Regions from separate parts of the Homo sapiens genome. Here region 1 is linked to region 2. A link is an interaction called in ENCODE POLR2A ChIA-PET data of the cell type or tissue named here. Cell type or tissue: CD4-positive, alpha-beta T cell. All regions are shown on one strand.

What was found. ChIA-PET counts read pairs that join two places held together with the same protein. Peaks named below come from ENCODE experiments on the same cell type or tissue, not always from the same donor. Only the 100,000 strongest peaks of a DNase experiment are listed, where the experiment ranks them.
Region 1: POLR2A ChIA-PET joins it to region 2 with 17 read pairs; 8 of 35 experiments call an interaction of 5 or more read pairs at or near these places.

Annotation. Positions count from the first base shown.
Region 1 is chr16:17,447,580-17,452,579 of GRCh38, forward strand. The region is part of intron 1 of XYLT1 (xylosyltransferase 1); the gene reads right to left. LOC107987234 (a long non-coding RNA gene) reads right to left here. Exons shown (of 2, transcript XR_001752091.2): 2 at 4,893-5,000. Among named protein-coding and RNA genes, the nearest start is that of XYLT1, 21 kb to the right of the region's middle. In CD4-positive, alpha-beta T cell, no CTCF peak of the experiment used is centred here; DNase peaks (open chromatin) are centred at 1,492, 1,912 and 4,452; H3K4me3 peaks cover 348 bases; H3K27ac peaks cover 2,152 bases.
Region 2 is chr16:17,367,297-17,372,296 of GRCh38, forward strand. All of the region lies in intron 1 of XYLT1 (xylosyltransferase 1), which reads right to left. Among named protein-coding and RNA genes, the nearest start is that of XYLT1, 100 kb to the right of the region's middle. RefSeq lists an enhancer at 2,290-2,379. In CD4-positive, alpha-beta T cell, no CTCF peak of the experiment used is centred here; DNase peaks (open chromatin) are centred at 1,365, 1,815, 2,505, 3,285 and 1 weaker place; H3K4me3 peaks cover 1,421 bases; H3K27ac peaks cover 4,532 bases.

The DNA of each region.
Region 1 (5,000 bases), 80 kb after region 2:
ACTACCACTAGCATTTCCATCCTAGAAGCTTGAAGCTGTCTTTAGGAACATATTCCTACATCCCAGGGAGAAGGAGAGAGGTGCTTATGGGATGCTCTTGGAAAAAGAGTTTCAGCCTATGTCGTAAGACCCATGGAGGGTGGTTGGATAGCAGCTCTGCTGTGTGAACAAGCGACCTTCCACGAAAGCCACTTTTCACCCTCTAAGCCTCAATGTCCACATTTGTAAAATGGGAGAATATGAGTACTACTTCTGGGGCTGCAGTAAGAGTTTTAAAAAATGAGGCATTTAAAAAACACCCAGTACCTTGCTTGGCACATTGTGGACATTGTGGCCTCTGTGCTTCATTGTAAGACCCTGTCGCTTGTGACATGCATCATTGATTGAATAACAATTTGGGGCAAAAGGGTGTGTGCTGAAACATTAAGGAAACATACACATCAATTGTAAAATTCATCCCAGATTTCAGAAAGGCTATTTACTAAATATTAAAAATGTGTATCTTTGGCCAGATGTGGTGGCTCACACCTGTAATCCCACCACTCTGGGAGGCCAAGGCGGGTGGATCACTTGAGGTCAGGAGTTCAAGACCAGCCTGGCCAACATAGTGAAACCCCATCTCTACTAAAAATACAAAAATTAGCCAGGCGTGATGGCACATGCCTAAAATCCCAGCTACTTGGGAGGCTGAGGCAGAATTGCTTGAACCCGGGAGGCGGAGGTTGCAGTGAGCCGAGATTGCGCCACTGCACTCCAGCCTGGGCGCAGACAGAGCAAGACTCTGTCTCAAAAATAAAATAAAATAAAATGGCTGTGAGCCTGGGCGACACAGTAAAAAATGTGCATCTTAAAATGAAGCATATTATCATTATTATCATTATTACAATTGCTGTATTCATTTTAGGTGGGAAAATGCATACAGAGAAGCTATGTGACTGACCGCAGGCCACACAGCCAGCAACACAATCTAGTCCCCACACAGCTCCAGAGGAAGGAGGGAGAGGAAGAGGCAGAGTTGACCAGGCAAATCTCCCTCATCCAATTCCTCCTCCTCCTACAAGAATCAACAGTAATAATAATAATGGAAGATGAGGGTGAGGGGAGGTGGAGGGGGGAGGAGGAAGAGGGGGGAGGAGGAAGAGGGGGAAGGGGAGGAGGGTGGAGGAGGAGGAGGGCAGAGGAAGAGGAAGAGGAGGAGGAAGCAGCAGCAGCAGCATGTTATGGTGCTTAATACAGGCCCAGACACTGTGCTAAATGAGGTGCATGTATTAACTCATTTATTTCTCCTGACAACCCTTTGAAGTGGGTTCATCATCATCCCCATTTTACAGATGAAGGAGCTGAGGCACAAAGACTTCAGTCACACAGCTGCTGGGTGGCAGAGCCAGGCTGCGAACTCCGGCACCTTGGCGCCAAGTCCCCGTGCTTCTCTACTGCATTGCACTTCATTCCACCAACTGAGACAAAGAGGGACGTTTTGGTGGAGAAGGAAGTGGCATATAAGTGTCATGCCATGCCTGGTCTCACCCACACGCCCAAGGAAGTTCCTCTGAACCCACAGAGCATGCCCTGGGCTCCCTCTGATGAAAGCAAGTTCATGCCTCTCTTCCACTCTCTCCTGCTGCCCCAGGCCAGCTGAGCAGGCCAAAGGAGGGCTGGGGCCAAATCTGCAGCCCCATCCTGGGGAAAGGCTCTGACGACAGTAGCCAGCTTCTCACTGCTGTCTGCAGGATCTCAGCAATTCCACGGGCATGGAGAACAGCAGCCCCTGGAGAGGGTAGGAGAAGATTGGGTGTCTGCCAGGCCTGCAGCTGTGGACACTTCCCCTATGGGCTGCGGGGACGGGGCAGGCCCAGCACCTGGAAGAGGGCGCCTCCCCTGTCTGGCTGGTCTTCAGTCCCATCAACGGGACTTAGCATCAAGTGACGTGGTGGTTATGCACACGGGCTTGTGGGGAGCTGTGCAACCTTGCGAGAGTTACTTCCCCTCTCTGTGCCTCACTTCCTCTGTCCATAAAACAGTGACTCTGACAATGCTGACAACACTAGGTGTTGGAAGCATTAAATATAAAACGCCTAACATGTAGTATGTGCTTAATAAATGGTAGCTGCTAATTACTATTATTTATCATCATCAACAGGACTATGCATCAACTACTAAGAACACAGGTGGACCTTAAGGTGCCATCAGTATGGGTGAGGAGCTGACAAGAACCCATGGAACAAGGCATGATTCCTTGTTCTAGAATATCTTTGGCCTTTGGATCTTAAAATGTCATCTTAAAGTGGGGTTCCATAGCTCTCACTTTTAAGACATCTCATCTGATCTTTCAGGCAATTTCTGAAGGAAACAAAAATATTTACTGAGCACCTATTGTGTGCCATTCACTGTTTCCACCACTGGGAATAACCTGATGGAGTTAATGAATCCAAGACCAGCTATGATGGTGATGGCAGTTACTAATAAAAGGTGAGAAGGACCGGGAGTGGTGGCTCACACCTGTAATCCAGCACTTTGGGAGGTGGAGGCAGGCAGATCACTTGAGGTCAGGAGTTCAAGACCAGCCTGGCCAACATGGTGAAACCCCACCTCTACTAAAAATACAAAAATTAGCCAGGCATGGTGGCAGGCGCCTGTAATCCCAGCTACTCAGGAGGCTGAGGCAGGAGAATCGCTTGAACCCAGGAGGCAGAGGTTGCAGTGAGCTGAGATTGCGCCACTGCACTCCAATCTGGGCAACAGAGCGAGACTCCGTCTCAAAACAAACAAACAAACAAACAAACAAAAAAAAAAAGGTGAGAAGGATTCTAGAGTTTATTGTTAGGTAGAAGTGGGAGGTACTGGGAGGAAAGGACTCTTTTCTGCAGACAATCACACCAAAACAGCCACGTACACATGGAAGTGGGAAAGGACACGTGGGTCACACACACGGCTGGAAGAAGAGACATGTGCAATCAGGGCACAGGTAACCACAAGAGACCTAAAAGTTCAGAGCACAAGGGACCCAGAATCCCTCAGACCATTTTAAAGACGGGGAAACAGAGAACCTGAAAGGCAGGCAGCCCAAAGCCACACCAAGCAAGACACAGAACAGGTTCTGGAATCCAGGTATCCTGACTCCTGAAAGTCGAGATCACTTTGTCTTGCGTCGTAAACAGACTAAGACATTCCAGCACAGCACAGCCCGCCATCACAGACAGACACTGCTGCCAGGTCAGGCAGCCCCCATCTGCCATCTCTCTAGATCAGTGTTACCAAGCTGAGGGGAGTGTAAGACACCACCACCCTCAAAATCAAACACCTTAGGACAGGACCAAAGACAGGTAAGTTTTGACATGGAGATGAGGGAGAGAAGTTCCGAGTTGGGGACATCATCATTCTGCAGGGGCAGGTGGGGAATCGAAAAAGCCGTTGCATGCAAAGGACAAATGTTCTTTCATTGGAGGTGGAGTGATAATAACTGCAGAGGGACTCTGGGAAGGTTGTTGGACAGAGTGATTTTTGTCTTCAAAGAACGTGATCAACTTTTTGCAAGTGTTCAAGTTCCACCTCCAAATCTTGCAATTTCTAAACCAGTCAACTTTTCTAGGTTTTTAATAAAACAGAGATGATGAACCCATTAGCAGGGCTGTTGGGAACCTCACCCCAGAAAACAGTTGATGGTGGCCTGGAAGCCCCTGCAGGCTCTTGTTCCTGTCCTTCTTCCCAAATGACTTTCATGTCCTTGTCATAATGACCACATTGTTTACCTCCTCTCCCCGCAATCCATGCCGGACTATCTTCTCTTTGTTTCATCTTAAATGTCACCTTGTTGGAAAAGCCTTCCCAGATGACCCTCCCCTTCTCCCTGACTCACTGTCCCCTCCATCGGAACCTGAGCTGCAGGAAGTCAGGGAACGCGTTCTGTCCACTGCTCCAACCCCAGCTCCCGTGCAGTGACTGGCACCTAGTAGGCTCTTGGTAAAATCTGTTGAGTGAATGAATAAGTGTCTGCAAACATCCTGGGTACATCTGTAAAGCATGCACTCATAGAAAACTTCTACTATGTGACACACAGTAGATTATCAATGGCTGTTGCTGAGAGGACATCAAAGTCAATTCCAAACCAACAAGGTCGGCTTCCCATTTCCGCTGTGGAGTAGCCTTGAGCTTAGTGAGATAGAAGACTCTTGCCCATCACCCCAGGGACCTGCTCCCCAGAGCTCAAGGCACTCAGTAATGAGGAAAACCCTGGCTTTACAAGACACAGTAAGGCATGAAAACTGGGGAGAAAGTTCACTGGGAACCTGCAGGACACTACAGGTATTCTACAAAATGATAAGCTACTCTGCCATTCTTAACTATTCTTAAAAATGAGAGGAAATTGATCAGCAGAAAAAAGGTACATGAAGTGTGCTGTGTTTTGATGTGGGCAGGCTAAGTGATAACTTCCCCTAACCCGCCCATCCTAATAACATGAAACCAGTGGTGCCTCCTGCTACTGACAGGTTCCCTTACTCAATTGCTATAAGAGAAGCATTGAGCAAGCATTGAGAATTAAGGAACCTACAGCCTATTCATAGATTCTAACCCTAAGAGGAACGAAATTAGCACTTTGTATGGTTGGGTCATTAAAGGATCTCATGAATTAATACTATCGTGTTTGCATTCTGTTTTGTGAATTTCTGCCTTTATTTTTCTTAATGTCCCTTTCCTACTTTCTTTTGTTTGATTCTCAGTTTTTTTCTTTTTTTTTTTTTTTTTGTTAGTAACAGGGTCTCAGGCCTGGCACCATGGCTCACACCTATAATCCCAAAACTTTGAGAGGCCAAGGCAGGAGGGTGGCTTCAGACCAAGGAGTTCGAGACCATCCCAGCCTCAATTATTTTTTTAATGGACTTTTATTTTAATTATTTTACTCTTTCATATTTAATGTCAAAACCTAAAGTGCTTTTAAAATAGACTACCAGTTTTCCTCTGGGCACAGTTTTAACCTTATCTCAAGTTTTGATATGAAGTAT
Region 2 (5,000 bases):
AGACAGGAAGTGCTGGCTAAATCCCACCATGCCGCAAATCTTTCTAAAGGTGGCCACCCAGGCTGTGTTTGAACACACATCCTCCTGGAGCTGGGAACACACGCCACATCTATAATTCATCCCGATAATTAGCTTTTCCCAGGCACAGGCCGCAGCACCTATCAATTTTGCACCCACTTGCTGTGGTCACCAAGATGGCAGGTGGCCCAACTGGAACCAATACTGCCAAGTGTCCCACAGACATTGTCTGGAGTTCCAATGATACTATGTGACTTCTGGGACTGCTGGGTGAGATCTCTGTTCCACAGGAAAATAGTTCATATTTGAGCTCCAGAATCCAAAATCGTGAGTTCAAGAAAAGCACTTAGAGGTGCAGACCAGTTATGCAGCGAATTCACAATAAGTTGCCCGAGGCAGCTGTTACTAAGCAGTCCACCTGGCCTCAAATTCTCAATACGGCCCGAGGAGCAGATATTATTAATAGATTCCAGTTTCCCTAGATGTCCGTCCCTGACCTGAATCAAACCCATCACTGTTTGGTGAGGCATGGGAGATCCAGGAGGAAAGGCCTATTTCCTAAGGGCCACACACAGTTTGGATTAAAATTCAGTGTAGAATGTCAGTTTTTTGATACCAAATCTGGAGTTCATCCCATTTTGCCAAAATAAATTTCTATGCACATCCCTCCCTGCTTTTCTTCACTTCCTCCTCTTTTGCTCCTTCACAAGAGCCTCTGACCAGGACATCTATTGTCGAAGATACAGGAAAACTGTGATTCAGCAGTGCTTCGCGTCTGGAATGACTCCAAGAGGCCACACACAGAACTGCCGACACAAACCACGGGGGGCGGAAAAAACGATCCCAGGAGGTGGGGAGTGGAGAGCTTTGCAGTCCCAGGCTACAGCTCGGGATGTAGAGCTGCCTTCCTAGGACAGAAGAGAGACGATGAGAACACCTGGCTGGAAGGTGGCCCTGCAGGGGACGGATGGGCCTTCTACATTTAGAGTCAGGATGGAGTCAGAAAGCTTCAGCAGGGGAGGGACTCTGCCTGCAGCCTGTCCCCTCAACCTCCTCTAATATTTCTTAATGAAACGATAGTGACAATGAAGATGACAGCCTTGATGACAGCGCCCAGTAGACCGCTATCATTGGTTAAGTCCTTATGAGATACCATAATTCACCATTTATGAGCATTACTTCAATAAACCCACATTCTATCCTCATGAAGTGGCTGTTCCCAGAAGGCCATAAAGACTGGATAGATAGATTTTTTTTTTTTTTTTGGTTTTTACTTTAAAAAAAAAAAACGACAGGGTCTTGCTCTGCTGCCCAGATTGGAGTGCAGTGATGTAATCATGGCTCACCACAGCCTTGAACTTCTGGGCTCAAGCAATCCTTCCACCTCACCCTCCCAAGTAGCTGGGACTACAGGCCTGTGCCACCACGCCTGGCTAATATTTCATTTTTTGTAGAGATGGGGTCTTCCTATGTTGCCCAGGCTGGTCTTGAACTCCTGGTCTCAAGTGATCCTACTGCCTTGGCCTCCCGAATTGCTGGAATTGCAGGCAAGAGTCAGTGTGCCCAGTTTGCTTTTTCTCTTGATGACATTAAGTATTTCCTTGTTCCTGGATTATGAATACCCTGTAGTACTGTTCCTAATTTATATAGGAGGAAACTGAGGCTCAGAGAGTTTCAAAGACTTGGTTGAAAGCCACAGAGCCAGGCCCATTTAACCTTAATATCTTCAGAGAGGTTTAAAAAAAAAAAGAAAAAAAGGTAACCAAAATGCTTGGATGTGGTATGGTGTGATCTGCATGGTGCACAAAAATACTTCTTTTTTTTTTTTTTTTTTTAGATGGAGTTTTGCTTGTCACGCAAGCTAGAGTGCAGTGGCGTGATCTCGGCTCACTGCAACCTCCACCTCCCGGGTTCAAGCGATTCTCCTGCCTCAGACTCCTGAGGAGCTGGGATTACAGGCACATGCTACTAAGCCTGGCTAATTTTTGAACAATACTTTTTTTAAAATTAGGTGCCAGCATTTAAAATTTAGGGTGAAATCATGATATTCTGATTTGTGGCTTTTCGTGAAATGTGGAAAGATCTGACCCACTGGGTAGGCAGGTCCACTTAAGGCAGGCACATCCCCTTCTGTTTGCCACAACCCCACCCTGCCCACCTGGGCTGAGCCCTGAAAGCATCTAAGTTTATGACCTTCCTATCTGTTCACCACCATACCTTACCCCTCCCCCACAAAGGAAGGTACCATGTTACCCCATGAACATGACTCCAACCCTCACCCGCCAACCTCAAGAAGAAAAATTCGGGATCCCGTGACTTCACAGCAGAAACAGAAAAACTCAAATAATCCATCAGGAAGTTGAGCACTGAGGTTAATACACACAGGACCATCTTCCTCTAGCTCAACAGTCTTGACTTTTCAGGGCCGTGACCCAGAAGGGAGGTGCCCGTGCAGAAGGCAGAACAGGAAGAGGTTCTTAGCACCCACTGTTTTCTCTTCCTGCACAGCCGCCTTGGGCAGCTGCCTGTGAACAGCCTGGCTGTTTTTCTCCTAGCTCTCTCGGAAGGAAGTGCTCTCATCACCCACGACAACAGAGTTGGCCCGAGGAGCCAAAAACGTGCAAAGGGGCTCCAAGCCCAGCTCTCCTTCTGTTCGGGGCAGCCTCAGAGACAGGAAGATGGGAAGAAAGTATGGCCTGGGATAGAACATCCTGCGAGACCCTTACAAAGCCCCAGCTGTGGGGGAAGGGAACAACAGGAGGGGGCCAGAGGAAGGGGGTCCAGGTCACACCAATTTTATACAATGAGCTCCTTTCATCCGTGAATAGAGGACTCTCCTTAACTCTGTCTCAATGGCTTTGTTTCTGAAACGATCAATTCTACACCCAGAAAGCCAAATTTGCCAGACCTCATGCCAAGGTCAGGCAAGAGCCTGAGATCCCCCAAGCAAGTTGATAATCAACACGCAGGAGACGACGCTGTGCTAAGTCCCATTTGGCGGATCCAAAGCTTACAACGATCCGCTTTCATTTCTACGCCTTCTGCAGTGGGGCGGGGTTGGGGGACCCTCGCTCACATGCATGCCACGCTTGGTGGAACTGTAGGCTGTATTCAGGAGAGTAAGTGTTACTTTCCCAGGGACTTCATTGAGACATCTGCGGGGAGGGCAGGATGAGAAAGAGCTGGAGAAACAAGATGCAAGGTAAAGTGTGTGGTCTCACACTGAACACGTTCATGAAGTGGTGGGAAGCAACCCTAGTGACTCAGCAGTGGCCTCTGTTTAGCCAGCACTTTGAGAACACGATCTTCATGGGCTGACTGCAGAGGTGGCCAACAGAAACTGGAATCTACAAGCAGTATTCAGCTCAGGCATAGTTTGTTCAGCCTGCACAATGTTTTAAAAAGAACAACAAAAACCTACATAGGATGCCAATACTTCACATTCAGGAGGTTTCCCATAAAACTGCAAAGTTCTGGCATTTTTTGGAAAAATCAGAAGACCTAGCTACACAAATCCAGCATTTTCCTAAGGCACTGCCTTTCTGGCACTGGAAAGCAGCTATCTCCCTTAGAAGGGTCACAGGCCCTCCTGCTTGCCACAGTCCCCGCCCCAGACACATGTCCTTCACTTACGGCTGCCAGTGTGGCTGCTGTGGGCATTGGTGTTTGTAATCTCTGGTTTAGTGGATCCTAAGCTAAGCCCAGCACTTTCAGCTGGAGGACCTGAGGTTAGAGAGAAGGACGGGATATGAACCATAGACAGGTTGTAAAGTAACGTGGCTGCAAAGTCCAAGAATAATTTAACTCAAGAAGCACCTATGAATGCACACCCAGGAATACAAGGCAGAGAGCAAAGTTGACTCCCATGGATAGGGGTGAGAGTCCTGTCTTCTCATCAGCCCCTGCTACATACTTTTGACAACTTGTCCCACTTCCCCAGGACCAGGGACTATCTTCTTTGTTTTTATGCTTAATGAAGTCCTAAGACTGCCACATAGAAAGCACTTGGTAAATTCTTGCTGAACCAAAATCAACGGAAACCCAATTCATGTTATAGGTGGAATCTGAGAGATGTATGCTGAGAACTCAGCCAACTTCTGAGCTGTAGGATGTTTTCCTGACTGTAAGTCAAGGCAAGTCCTCCCTATAAAGAAGAGTTTGGGGTATAAATGACACAGCAGAAGGAGACAAGCTCAACCTACTGATTGGCTAATGTCTGAGATGAGGAAGCAGAAAGGTTAGTCTTTATAGGATATGTAGCATATCTGATGAGCTATGGTCTGTTAGGAAGGTACTATACGTACTAATTTCATAAAATTGAAGTATGTTCCAACTTATCAAAGGATGCAAAAACTCCACAGAAGGAAGGAAGGACCTCATGTGGTGGCAGGTGCAGCATATTTTACTGCAACCTTTCTAGGTCTAAAAAGGTAAAATGAGGTTTATCACATCTGCTTCTGCTGTGTATAGCCATGGCTAGTTTTCTCCAGCTCTGTTTATTAAGAGACAGAGAGAAAGAAAGAGAGAGTGTATGTGTGTGAATATGCATGTGTGTACACACACATATGTGAGCATCCACATGCACATACAGGTATGCATGTGTGGTCTCTTTCATTCAACACCCCCCCAAAAAAAGTTGCTATGGGATCTGTAGATTTTGTTTGCTGAGTATCCCTAATTTTGGAATTCCCTCTGTTCTAAGTTGCCCCATTCTTGGTACTAATTTCAAATGGCTGTGGGGGAGGGGAGGCTAGCTTCAGACAAGATTCCACTAAGAGTTTTACTTCTGAGCTGGGATAGAAGCAGGAAAGAATAACAGGAAAAACATGCAGCATCCCATCTCTGCACTTTGCATTTAGTTATAATTATTCACGCAGGAGCATCTTTAAACACCAAACGAGGGAAATATTACAGTTGTTCTGATTTCACATGCTAACTGTGTTTACATGCTAACAGCATTTCTCAGGGACAATTATCTTATT